Linked DNA regions of Homo sapiens: all the other regions are linked to region 3. The links are chromatin contacts, found by Hi-C in ENCODE. All regions are on one chromosome and are shown on one strand. The core of a region is the stretch at or near the end of the contact, and the rest is flanking DNA. Distances in the headings are between cores, read along the strand shown.

Region 1 (4,111 bases), core at 1,168-3,667, 520 kb before region 3:
TACTAAAATATCAAAAAATACTGGTGAAAATAAGCTATTTATTGGTTATATTTATTCCAAGATTAAATGATGTGACCCTTTCCTAAATGTTCTTTCCAACTTATTTTCCCAGAAGTTTCCTTCCATATTTATACAGGTACTGTTCTAAACAAAACAAAACAAAACAAACAAACAACAAAAACAACAAAAAACCTGTCTGTTTGCATTTCCTGTTTTCTTCTTCTGAAACACTTTTGATGCTTATCTGAAGTAAGGCTTCAACATCCCTTACGTATAAAGAGCAGTGTTTTTTTAATATGCATTACTAGAGAGCAATACAAGTATTTCTGGTAATCTTCAACTTAGTACTAAGAATACCACGGTGAAAAGTCAGCTCATAAAAAGCAAAGAGACCACATTAATTACCAGAGCAGTAACTTACTGTTTCTGTTACCGTAAGTAACAGAAAATAAAGCATTAAAAGTCTATTAAGTTTCAGGCTTGTACAACCTTATTAAACAAGAAATGTTTTCAGTTGTTGGCAACAACAACTGCTTTCATTAGGAGTATATATGTCAACTAACCTGGAATACATTTTCATATTAAATAAGTTAAAATTGCTGTTTCATTGTATCAGTACAGACACTTATGACTCTATTTCTGCATTGTACCACAAAATACAAAGTCATCCTTCCATTCAGAGTTTTGGCATATGAACAAACATAGAGGTCAGAGTTCATACACATGCTCTGTAAAACCGACCATGACTTATATACTACTTTCAATAAGTCTGTTGTCATTTTTGAATTTTAAATAATTTTTTCTCCATGTATACTCATCACATACTTAGAATGCTGAATTTCACAAATTATTATTGACACTATTAAAGTACTAACTGTAAAAGAAAAACACAAATAGCAATGATATATTCAATAATGGTATGTGAATCTTGAAAATAATCATTTTCTGTATTACTTTTTGTTTAATTCATGTGGGGAAGACAATCTGGCATTCTTGTTGATCTTGGTATGAGAAACTGTACTAATACTTGCATAATTTTGAGTCAAATTACTAGAGCACTGTGAATATCTTACATAAATAAACGTAGTACAAATGTATCTAAATTCTGCAGGACTTAAGAGCAACGGGAGGCAACTTTTTTGAAAATCTGTTAAGTCGTGATAAATCTCAATAAGGAGATGAAACAATGTATTAATCTGGTGAAATTTCACATTTTTAATAGGTCTGCTTTTCAAAAGTAAGAATCAAGTTAACTATGAGGGACATCATAATGAAGTTTCGTGGCACAACACGAGTCACAGAGGCACTGTCTTAAGACAGTCTCTCTGATCTGTAACTTGTAAACAATATTTTGAAATAAGCTACTCATACATTCCATTATTTGTTTCCTAACTAAAAATATTTACATGTCTTTAATACACCAAACACCTTGCCTTTGCCCACTCAAAAGATTGAGATGTCAATAAAGATGAGGCCTAGGAATTTGGGGGTTAAGTGGAAAAGAGATAATTATCTTATTTGGAATTAACTTGCTAACTCAGGTGAAAATTCCCTTACCCCTGCCACCAAATAAGACAGTATTCTATTATGTCTCCCTTTGACTCCTAACACCCAACTAAGAAGGACTAACTCTGAATGTCCTTCCTTTTTAATCAATACCTAAGGACTCACTGCTCCTTCCCCAAGAAAAGAACAGTGAAGGCCTGACAGGCAATAACCCCGAATACCCTCAAAAGTGTGGGCCTTCGAGCAGCACTGCTCTTGGGATCCAGTTACCACCTTTCCCCTTCCCCCAACCCACTTCCCGGGTTTTCTCAGGCTCGGCCTGCTCCCTCCCCACCCCACAGCCACATTTCCAGCTGCGGCCACCGCCTCGGGTTCTCTTGTGAGCTTCCATCCCTCCGAGGAGTTGCCCCCTGTCCATCACCTCCCCAAACCATGTTCCACCCCAGACCACCCGCCCGCGAGACCGTCCATCCTAGCGCTCTGGGAGGGGAGGGGAAGGCGGCGGAAGGAGGAGGGGAACACTGCTGCTTCCTCACAGGCAGAAGGGCGGCCGCAAGGAGGACCACCCAGGGACTACCGGGGATATCGGGGTCGCAGCTGGGAGGACCCTCCCGCCCCAGGCAGAGGTGGGGGATATCCGGGAGTTCATTTCTGACCTCCTCGCTCTTCAGCACCTCCTTGAACTCCCGCTTGATTCGCTGCACCGCGATGTTGGCCATGTCTCCGCCCGCAGCTGATTCGTACCCGCCTCCTCCGCCACCGCTACGACCACCGCCACCGCCGCCACCTCTTCCTCCACCGCCTCCTCCCTCGGCGATTCAGACCTGAGCACACGAACACTGCCACTACCACCCCGGCCGCCGCGCTCGCCTCAGTGTGGAATCACCTCCGCGCCCGGCCACCAAAATGGCGCCGGGTCGGCGCATGCGCACGACGTTGACCCGGCCGGGCGGCGCAGCCGCTCCCGTTGGAGCCCCCATACGCCCGAGCCACGAGCTCGCGTCTCGGCTGGGGCTGCGGCCGCGTGGCTCCGCCCTGCCGGCGTCTGGGGCCGCGAGGGTGCGGCTTCCAAGCTGGCCGGCCCTAGCCGGCCCCCCCGGCCCTTCCCGGCGCCTCCGCTCCTGTTTAAACCCGGGTGCTGTGGTCTGGGCTTCCAGCGCTGGCCTCTGACCGAAGGTTCGGGCGCAACCGAACGGGTTTCCGACGCCGCACTCGGCTGGAACGCCGCCCTGACTCAGCTAGACCCGGAACCCGGAGGCTGAACGCCGTGTCTAGCGCAGGAAAACGCTCTCCCGGATCTCGGTCCGGCCCATTTTCAGTTGGTGTAGCCCCAGAAAATCTACTGCAGTCGTTTTTGTTCTGCAACATTTATAGTACCACGATTATTCCCATCATCTCAGGTAGCACAGATTATTGAATTAAGGCTGGTTATTGTTGGATCAGATTGGGTTTGAGACAGGTACTCGGTGGAGAGGCCTGAGGGTGGGTTTAGAAGCCAGATGTTGCTCTTTGACCTATTTAATACCGAGCTTGACACACACACACAATCTCTCTCTCTCTCTCTCTCTCTCTCTCACACACACACACACACACACACACACACACTCCTATGCCCATCCCTAGAGTGTAGGGTGGGCCTAAGACTGCGCTTCTAACAAGTCTCCCAGTTGCTGCTGCTGTTGGTGCTGGTTCCGGGACCACATTATGAGAACCACTGAACTGAATGAAGCATGTGAAAATTCACATATATTAAAGTGAAAATTGGAGAAATGGAAACAATTACAGTACCCTTCAGGGGACTCGGGGTGGGGGAGGGGGAGCCTTATTTCTGTAAACCTAGGCCTCAAAGGTGCCTGGTGATAGTAGGCACTCAATAAATATTGAATGAGTAAATGAGTACAGATAAGACTAAAACGTTTTTGCTGGCGCGGCGGATCGCTTGAGGTCAGGAGTCCGAGACCAGTCTGGCCAACATGGTGAAACCCCATCTCTACTAAAAATACAAAAATCAGCCAGGTGTGGTGGCAGGCACCTGTAATCCCAGCTATTCTGGAGGCTGAGGCAGGAACATCGCTTGAACCTGGGGGTCGGAGGTTGCAGTGAGCGAGATCGCGCCACTGCACTCCAGCCTGGGCCACAGTGCAAGATTCTGTCTCAAACAAAACAAAACAAAACAAAAAGTATAAAATATTTTAAGTGGAAAGTAAGTTTGAAAGTGGTTTCTGGGCCAGGTGCGGTGGCTCACGCCTGTAATCCCAGCACTTTGGGAGGCGGAGGCGGGCGGATCACGAGGTCAGGAGATCAAGACCATCCTGGCTAACACGGTGAAACCCCGTCTCTACTAAAAAAATATAAAAAAAATAGCTGGGCGTGGTGGCGGGCGCCTGTAGTCCCAGCTACTCGGGAGGCTGAGGCAGGAGAATGGCGTGAACCCGGGAGGCGGAGCTTGCAGCGAGCGAGATTGCGCCACTGCACTCCAGTCTGGGCAACGGAGCGAGACTCCGTCTCAAAAAAAAACAAAAAACAAACAAACAAAAGAAAGTGGTTTCTGGTCGGGCGCGGTGGCTCACGCCTGTAATCCCAGCACTTTGGAAGGCCGAGGGGG
Region 2 (4,358 bases), core at 402-2,901, 800 kb before region 3:
CTGGGAGGCCGAGGCGGGCGGATCACTAGCTCAGGAGATCGAGACCATCCTGGCTAACATGGTGAAACCCCGTCTCTACTAAAAATACAAAAAAAAAAAATTAGCCGGGCGTGGTGGCGGGCGCCTGTAGTCCCAGCTACTCGGAAGACTGAGGCAGGAGAATGGCGTGAACCCGGGAGGCAGAGCTTGCAGTGAGCCGATATCACGCCACTGCACTCCAGCCTGGGTGACAGAGTAAGATTCCGTCTCAAAAGAAAAAAATAAATATCAAAAGTGACAGGGAGAGCCTAAAAAGAGAGCAGCTTTTGGTCCACTTAATAGTTTGGATGAGGACACTTTTAAATGGATTCTGCCTGGTACTGTAAATGCCCAAGAACAAAGCATTGACTTTTGGGCAGAGTTCTAGCAAATCAGCAACTGTGGAGTGTCAGATTCGCAATGACTGCTCTTGTGTAATACGTCAAAAACAAGTCAGTGAGCTGAAATGCAGTACCTTTACTATTTTTAAGTTGACGTTAAAGGATGTGGGAAAAAAATAGACCAATGGGTACCCATCAAGAATAATTTGAATAAACAATCGAATATCATTTTAAACTATGGTAGTGGTCAGTTTCAAGAGCTGAATGTGATTTCATATTATCGTATCCTTTTTTCAACTTTCTCTTCGGAAATTTTGTGTATGCTCTTGATTTTTTTTAAATAGGTAAGTGTATGTTCTTGCGTTAATTTGTTTCAATTACATACATTAAATTGCTCAAACACTGCTGCGTGCACTGTTTTTACCTGATAGTGGTTTTCCTTTGGATGACAGAAAACGTTAATGCTTGGTAGGTTTAAAACATTTTTAAAAAATGAGCTCTTCCTTATTTACAAGAATCACCCACCCAATTAATAAATGCTTATTTCTGGGTTCCACTCTCAGAGATTTTTATGTTTATGTATATTTTTATATTTTTTAGTGTTTTATTTTATATGTTATATTTTTATATGTTTTATGTTCATATATATTTTTACGTTAAAAAAACATATATTTTTATGTTTTTTAATCTTTGGAGTTGGAAACCTACGTTTTCAGCCAGTACCCAAAGTGATTGTGAGGCCTGGTGGCCCAAAGACCATACCTTGAGAACGACTCGACCCAATGCTATTTTCATGTTTTGCAGCTTTCAAAATATTAACTTCAGAAATCTAAGGAGGGTGGGCAACTCGGGTGGCTGTCAGAAGACCCGAGAGTGAGCCGCTCACGCTGCGCCCCATTGCACAACTTTCCTTGACTTTGCAGATCTCTCCCTGAGGAGGAAATCAGTTCATTTTCACCGAGCAATTAACTACCTCCCAACCAGTTTCGTCTATGTCCCTCAGGATGACCCCCAAAAGTCACCAGCTCATCGCCGCTGCGAAAGATAAAGCACTGTTTGCCCTGCGTGCCCTCGCAAGGCCGCGGGAACCTGGGCTCGCTTCCCGCCACCCGGGCTCCTCCTCCTCTCGCCCTCTCCGGTCGGGTCCTCCGGGAGGCGCCCCGCGCGGCAGGTATTGGCGCCAACCGGGTGGCGGCGCTGTCCGCCCTGCGCGCGGCCGCCTCGGGCCCGAGGGAGGCGGATGCACGGCCGGCGGAGGAAGGGGAGGGAGCGAGGAGCGCGCGCTGCTCTCGCGTGCTCTCGCGCCGCTCGCGTGACCGGCCGGTGTGTGCGCGAGGCCCCGGCTCCCGGGGCACGGACGGCCGGGCGCGCGCCTCTGCGAGGGGCGTCCGGGTCCGAGTCGGCGGTCCGGGCCGGCGCGAGGTGCGTGCGGGCGGGCCGCGGGGGTCCCGGACGGACACAAGCGCACACACTCCCGGAGGAGCCTTCGAGGCTGCTCTTCCTCGGCCAGACGGAGAGCGGCACTGTCTCCCCGCCCAGCGCTCACTCGCCCCGCGTCTCCCCCCGCGGCGGCTGCTCCTCCTCGGCACCGCCAGCCCCAGCGCCGCTCCCGGGCGGGCGGGCGGCGGCGGCGGCGGCGGCGGGACCCGCGGAGCCGCTTTGTGTGCAGCCCGACTAGGGGCGGCGGCGCAACCACCTGACAGAGGCCCGGGCGCTCGATGCACCTTCCGCCCGCATGAGGAGGAGGTAAAGGCGGCGGCGGCTCGGCTCCCGCCCTAGGCTGCTGGAGGGAGGGGACGGAAGGGGAGACTGGAGGGGGGGGCCGCGGGTCCGAGGCCCGGTGGGGCCGCCCGAGGGTGCCGGGAAGGCCTCGGCGGTGCCGGAGGCGCCAAGCGGCCGGGGGCCAGAGAAGCAGCTGGGGTCCCTCAGCCGAAGTTGAAGGAACAAAATGTGAAGTGCGGAGGCGCGTCAGCCGCTTCCTGGCGTGGGGCTGAGGGTGGAGGGCGGCTTGTTTTCCCCTCCCGCGGGGGTGAGGGAGCGGAACAGGGGAGGGGTGGCAGCGCGGCGGGGACTACCCCGGGTCCGAGGCTCGGCTGGGCAAGGGCGTTTTGTTCCCGGCAGCCGCCGCTGCGCGTGGGTCCGCTGGGTCCCTAGTTTTGCGGCCTAAGCCGAGCCCTATAGGCCTCGGGTCTGGTTTCCCGGAGGGGACTGGCCGGGCGGGACTGGGTGCTTCCCCACCGCCGAGCGGGGGCCTTGGGGTCCTTGCCGGCCTCCCGGGGCCGCCAAACTTCGGACCCTGGTGCTCGGGGGTGGATTTCATTGTGAAAGGCGGAATGGGAAACTCCTGGCGCTGTTCGGCGGCCACGGCGGCTGGTGCGGAGGAGCCCCGTGAGCCTGGGGCTGGCAGGGCCGGGTTGGCGGGGCCGGCGGGGTTCGATCCCTGGGAAAGAGCGGGTGGCGAGGCCGCTGCCGGGTCCCCGGCCTCTGGGGAGACAGGGCCTTTTCCAGATTAGAGAGATTTGAAATGAAAAAAGAGGTTACAAAGTCGCCCCTTTCCCGCTGAACTTTGGTTTTCTGACCGATAGAGGCCGGTAGAGGACTGTGAACCAAAAGTTGTCCCCCAGGATGGACTTCACCGCGCAGCCCAAGCCTGCCACTGCCCTCTGTGGCGTCGTGAGTGCCGACGGGAAGATCGCTTACCCTCCGGGGGTAAAAGAGATCACCGACAAGATCACCACGGACGAGATGATCAAACGCCTGAAGGTAAGTGTCTGGACGGATTTTGATGTCTTTGGTAGAAGGCGCTTTCTCCTGTGATACTGCTACCCTGCTCAGTCTGGCCTTTAAAGTTCCAAGTTTTTTAGATCTCTTACCCCCTCTGAAAGGTACTGTTGTATCTCAGATAACATCTTTGAGTGAGTTTTGTAGGGATATAACCATTGTGGGAAATTTAAAAGGAGTGTGATTTTTCAAAAACTTACTGGTTTTCAAGCATAAGAATTTGTGTTTTTAGAGTTTTTTCTGGAGGTATTTAATGAGAATACTGTTCAGAGTGGCTTGCAAACTTAGGTGTAGGCAGTAATTTGCCTAAGAAGTTTACTATTTTCAGCTTCTGAAGGGGATTGATTAAAGCGCAAAGTCCTTTTTAAAAATTTGCATAATTTTCTATATCCAGAAGCTTAAATATGTATATATGGTGGTTAAACTTTGACAGAAGGTACAGACTTTTCATAATTCAGGCTTAAAGTAAGATGATTTAAGTCTATACGTTCAAAGGAGTTTAAGAGTATTATGGCCCTTTTTATGAGGTGTCAGCTAATTTTGTTTAAGCATGGCAGTCCTAAGGTTAAGGTTTTAAATTTCAACCTCATGTTTGTTAGTTTTTTTGGTTTCTGTTCCACTGACATAGATTGTGGCCAGAATCTTAACAAATAAGTAATATTCTTCTTGTAGGAACAGCTTGAAGCAGTGGTTCTGAGTCAGGGCAACTTTGACCTCCAGGAGATGTTTGGCAATGCTGGAGACATTTTGGTTGTCACAATTGGTGCTAGATTGGAGTAGGGGAAGACCAGAGGCAGTGAGTCCGGCTAGGAAACTGTAAACAGTAGTCTAGGTGAAAGACGTTGAAATCTTCAGGTAGGGCTATGGCATTGGTAATAGTGACTAGGAAATGATTTAACAACTTTTCAGAGTTAGAATCAATCAGAATTGGTGGGAGGTGAGGGAAGCAACATTGTTGACAATGTTTCCACCTTGGGCCACTTGGCCAAATGTATTTTAGGGAATGAGCTTGGCCTCTTGCTCTTGGAGCCCAGTAAATGTACCTAATGTTGCATTTTAATGAGTACAGTATTTAAAATATTCCTGTGGTTTAGTTTTCAGACTCTTAATTTGGTTCTGCAATTTGTTGCCTTTTTGGAAGGAATAAGACAACAGTTCCTTTCATTAAAACAAATCTGTGTGCGGCGGCGGGATCTCAGCTCACTGCAACCTCCACTT
Region 3 (4,731 bases), core at 1,198-3,697:
ACTGGGTAAGATAAAATATATTATTAAAATAAATTTTACCTGTTTTCTTAAAAAATTTTAATGGTCAATAAAAATATGAAATTACATTAGCTCACAGTACATTTATATCAGACAGTGTTGATCTAGAACATTTAGGAATATGAGTTTCAGTGAAAAAATTTAGATTTCAATATTAGGTTAAATTATAGATTAAACAATGATGCCCATTTCTAGGCATATGAAATTTAGATACTGTTACACGGGACTTAGTCTGTGCGGCAACACAAAACTCTTACAATGCTCAAAATTAAACACCGCCTGGCCAACATGGCGAAACCTCGTCTCTACTAAAATTACCAAAAAATGAGCTGGGCATGGTGGCGCTTGCTGTAATCCCATCTACTTGGGAGGCTGAGGCACGAGAATCCCTTGAACCCGGGAGGTGGAGGTTGCAGTGAGCCGAGATGGTGCCACTGCACTCCAGCCTGGGTGACAGAGCAAGACTTCGTCTCAAAATAAATAAATTAACAACCAACAACCAAACACAAAGCAGTGAGGTTGTTTATTTTTATTTTTATTTTTTTTTAGACAGCGTCTTGCTCTGTCGCCCAGGCTCTGGAGTGCAGTGGGGCGATCTTGGCTCACTGCAACCTCCGCCTCCTGGGTTCAAGCGATTCTCCTGCCTCAGCCTCCCGAATAGCTGGGATTACAGGCACACGCTACCACGCCCGGCTAATTTTAAAAATATTTTTGGTAGAGACAGGGTTTCACCATGTTGGCCAGGCTGGTGTCGAACTCCTGACCTCAAGTGATCCACCTGCCTCGGCGTCCCAAAGTGCTGGGATTACAGGCGTGAGCCACCGCACCCTGTCCCAATGAGCATTTTACATGCTAAAGAAGAAATTCCCCTCTATTGAAAGTAGAGGTGGGCTATGATCATGGGACATAAAAGTTTTATAGAGCATAAAGAAACTCATGAAGAAAGAATATTTAAAAGCATCTTACTTTTGCAATTTTGTGACCATTTCACCCTGGAACTCCTTCATGCAAGTGAGAAGTCCTTAAACTTGAATTTCATTACCTTCAATGGCTGACTTGCCTCTAGCTGTGATTTCATATTATTTTTTTTCAGTGGAGCTCTATAGATGCTCCACATACCGTGCAGAGGAAAAACTGCTAGTTTCACAACCAAAAAACCAAGACTTAAATTTTGTTTGTAGCTTATTAGCTGTAGGGCTTTAAGTAAGTCGTTTAAATTGCCTCCAGCAAAAAATTCTCAACTGTAAATCATGAATAATAACTCTTCACTTCTAATATTTCATAAATTGTAAAGAGCTTTAGAAATAAAAATGGGAGTTATGATTACTGGTCCGTCAATTCCAATTTCCACACTAATAGCCACGAAGAAGCATGAGGACATCTAAAATAATTTTAAAATTGAGCCTTCCAGCCGGGCGCGGTGGCTCACGCCTGTAATCTCAGCACTTTGGGAGCCCGAGGTCGGGGGATCATGAGGTCAGGAGAGTGACAGCATCCTGGCTAACACGGTGAAACCCCATCTCTACTAAAAATACAAAAAATTAGCTGGGTGTGGTGGCACGCGCCTGTAGTCCCAGCTACTCGGGGGGCTGAGGCAGGAGAATCGCTTGAACCCAGGAGGTGGAGGTTGCAGGGAGCAGAGATTGCGCCACTGCACTCCAGCCTGGGTAACAGAGCGAGACTCAGTAAAAAAAAAAAAAAAAAAAAGCCTTCCATTTCTTTGCCAGAGCAGAGCAAGGGGGGACTGCTCTGATAAATCAGAAAGTGGGGTGAACAAGAAGCCCAAGCCTAGAAACCGTGCGTGCAGAGGATGAGGCACATGAGCGTGAGACCTGAGTTTTCGGGTGCAGATTTCCCGTCAATAATGTACACTCGCTAGCAGGTGATTGGACTGGTCACAGGTAATACATTTTGAAGTTATTCTTTAGGAGGCTTTTCATTCTTTTTAAGGCGCTGGGCAGCTGCGCGGCTTGCCAGAGGCTTAGCCCCAAGAAATGAGGTAGCTCGTGACATCGGACCCAGTCAACTTCACAGCGACCCTCCAAACGCGTTAACTCGACCAGTTCTTTCCGCGTGCGAAGCTGGGGTATCTTTAGATCCAGTCCGCTCATTTCGGCCAGGGAGGGGTTCCCACTTTCTGCACCGCTTCTACGGCGTCTGCAGTCCCCAAAACGAGAGGCCTCTCTCTCCGCCCTCTCCTCTCCTCCTATTTTCTTTCCTTTCTCTCGTCCCTTCAGCTTCGCCCCCGCTCTCTCTGGCCACCTCTCTCTCTCTCTCTCTTCCTCATTTCCAACGAACTCAGAAGGGAGAGGGACAGATATCCTCTTTTAAAAGCGACCAAGGGCCAGTAGTCGCGTTTTCCCGCCCCACCCCGGGAATTTGTAAGTTATTTACCTTCATCTCCACGCTCGAGCCGCTACGCGAACTATGAAGTACGCAGGCGCACCCGGTCTCCACCAAGCAGGCTACCGCGTTCCCGTCACCCAGGAGACCGCGCGAGCAGCGACCAATCAGCGAGTGCTAATTGAAAGGCGGTGCCTCGAGGGGCCGGGCCAAGCGCACCGCCCTCTGCGAGGGTGGGTGAGAGGCGGAGGGTGGAATCACATGACATCAGAGACGCTAACCCTGGGAAGTTGGGCGTCGCGAGGCCTTGCTGAGCCTCGGCTTCCTGGCTGGCTCTGATTGGATGAGATTCGTCCGGGAGAGACGGGCTCTGTGAGCCCTCAAAGGCGCGTGCGTAAATTTTGGACCGCGATGACTAAGATGTCAGTGCTGGCCAAAGGGGGCGCCGAGAAGCTGAAGGAAAGAAGACGCAGAATGTTAGATTAAAGGAGGCAGGATGGGCTAAATACTCCTATACAGTCCACGCAAAGAGGGGTTGGACGAGCTCGGGTATATCTTTTTTTCTTCCAGGTTTCTGGGGTAGAAGGGAGGAGGCATAAGAGGTACAATAGTTTATTTCAAGGTAGGGTTGTTGGTGCTTTTTTTTTTTCAGTTTCACCAAAATCTTTTTTTTTTTTCAATGTCAACAAAATGTGCTAGCTAACGTGGGCAGGAAAAATGAGCTCCAATAGTTTTCCTTTAGAGTTTGGATCTGGCAGCTTTTCCCCAAGTATAAAGCCCTGTTGTACAGTATTTGTGCTGCATTATTTATAGCATGAAAGTGCATCTTTTACCCAAGCGTCTGAAAGTGTTGAAACAGTCTACCTTTTGCTTTTCTTTTCGACATCAGGTAGGAATCTGATTGGCTTAGAGAAAGTTAATCAATGATTTGAAATAACTAATAATGAATGTTTGCAAATTCTTAAGTAGGGTGCTATGCCTTTGCACTGGGGTTTTCAGTTACGTTACGACAGGGGTCCGGATCCAGACCCCAAGAGAGGGTTCTTGGATCGCGCGCAAGAAAGAATTCAGGGCGAGTTCTCAGTGCTGAGAAAAGCAAGTTTATTAAAACACGTAAAGTGGTGAAAGGACAGCTACTCCATAGACAGAGTAGGACATTCCTGAAAGCAAGAGAAGGGACGCATCCACCCTAGGTACAATGCTTGTATATATGGGGAGATGTGCTCTGCTACAAGGGTTTGTGATCAAAGATTAATTTTCTTAATTATTTTGCAGGAATTGATATTATTATCTTTAAAGCAAAATTAGGAATGCCTTTGTTCTCCAGATATCCCGATATCTGGGTCTGTTTTAGTAAACATTATTAATTTATTCCCTTAATCGTAAACATCTAGAGGCGAGGAATGCCCAAATTCTGAGAATTCAGCCCAGCAAGTCTCAGCCTCATTTTCCTAGCCCTCACTCAAAATGGAATCGCTCTGGTTCAAACGCCTCTGACAGTTAGGTTAATTACTTAAATTTTTACTGAAAGATTCCTCTGCTGAAAGGGTAACCATTTAAAAATAGCCAGAGCAATCAGTTCTTAACAAGACCTGCCCTCAGGAGAAAGTATTTTTACCAAAGCCTAGTCTGCTGGGGTTTTATCAGAGCCTAAACTACCTGGGAGAAGGGAAATACTCAACTTCAGCCTCCATAAACCATCCTGTTCCACTTAAGTGTGGGAGATTAAGAAGTATTGGCGGGCGCCTGTAGTCCCAGCTACGCGGGAGGCTGAGGCCGGAGAACGGCGTGAACCCGGGAGGCGGAGCTTGCAGTGAGCGGAGATCGCGCCACTGCACTCCAGCCTGGGCGATAGAGCGAGACTCCGTCAAAAAAAACAGCAAAAAGAAGTATTGGTGGCCAGGCTCAGTGGCTCACGCCTGTAATCTCAGCACTTGGGGAGTTCGAGGTGGGGGGCTCACTTGAGGTCAGGAGTTCAGGACCAGCCTGGCCAACATGGTGAAACCCCGTCTTTACTAAAATACAAAAAATTAGCTGTGCATGGTGGTGGGCACCTGTAGTCCCAGCTGCTCGGGAGGCTGAGGCAGGGGAATCGCTTGAACCCGGGAGGGGGAGGTTGCAGTGAGCCTAGATCGTGCCACTGCACTCCAGCCTGGCGACAGAGCAAGGCAAGACTCTGCTCAAAAAAAAAAAAAAAAAAAAAAAATTAGCCTGGCGTGGTGGCACATGCCTGTAATCCCAGCTACTCGGGAGGCCGAGGCATGAGACTCGCTTGAACCTGGGAGGCAGAGGTTGCAATGAGCCGAGATTGTGCCACTGCACTCCAGCCTGGTGACGGAGCTAGACTTCGTCTCAAAAAAAAAAGGAAGT

What was found. Hi-C counts contacts between places; a loop is a spot of excess contacts on that map. Pooled maps may share reads with other maps.
Region 1: a map of CD8-positive, alpha-beta T cell shows a loop between it and region 3 (14-fold over the local background). The contact joins the promoter of UBE2K here to the promoter of WDR19 in region 3. A Hi-C loop is called at or near these places in 7 of 168 maps with a recorded cell type or tissue (CD4-positive, alpha-beta T cell, CD8-positive, alpha-beta T cell, dorsolateral prefrontal cortex and 2 more), 1 of 37 single-sample maps with no recorded cell type and 17 of 50 pooled maps.
Region 2: a loop to region 3 is called in a map of gastrocnemius medialis, with 37 times the contacts of the local background. The contact joins the promoter of PDS5A here to the promoter of WDR19 in region 3. A Hi-C loop is called at or near these places in 6 of 168 maps with a recorded cell type or tissue (CD4-positive, alpha-beta memory T cell, CD8-positive, alpha-beta T cell, Right ventricle myocardium inferior and 2 more), 12 of 37 single-sample maps with no recorded cell type and 27 of 50 pooled maps.

What each region holds. Positions count from the first base shown.
Region 1 is chr4:39,696,442-39,700,552 of GRCh38, reverse strand. UBE2K (ubiquitin conjugating enzyme E2 K) reads right to left here and starts at 2,417. Exons shown (of 7, transcript NM_005339.5): 1 at 2,163-2,417. The coding sequence starts at 2,225. RefSeq lists a silencer at 2,434-2,723 and an enhancer at 2,804-2,863.
Region 2 is chr4:39,975,204-39,979,561 of GRCh38, reverse strand. It overlaps PDS5A (PDS5 cohesin associated factor A), which reads left to right and starts at 1,651. Exons shown (of 33, transcript NM_001100399.2): 1 at 1,651-2,105; 2 at 2,945-3,122. The coding sequence starts at 2,985. RefSeq lists silencers at 1,427-2,066, 2,117-2,866 and an enhancer at 2,404-3,312.
Region 3 is chr4:39,180,245-39,184,975 of GRCh38, reverse strand. It overlaps WDR19 (WD repeat domain 19), which reads right to left and starts at 2,447. Exons shown (of 37, transcript NM_025132.4): 1 at 2,413-2,447. The coding sequence starts at 2,418. RefSeq lists enhancers at 1,409-1,478, 2,179-2,328, 2,453-2,747, 2,599-2,778.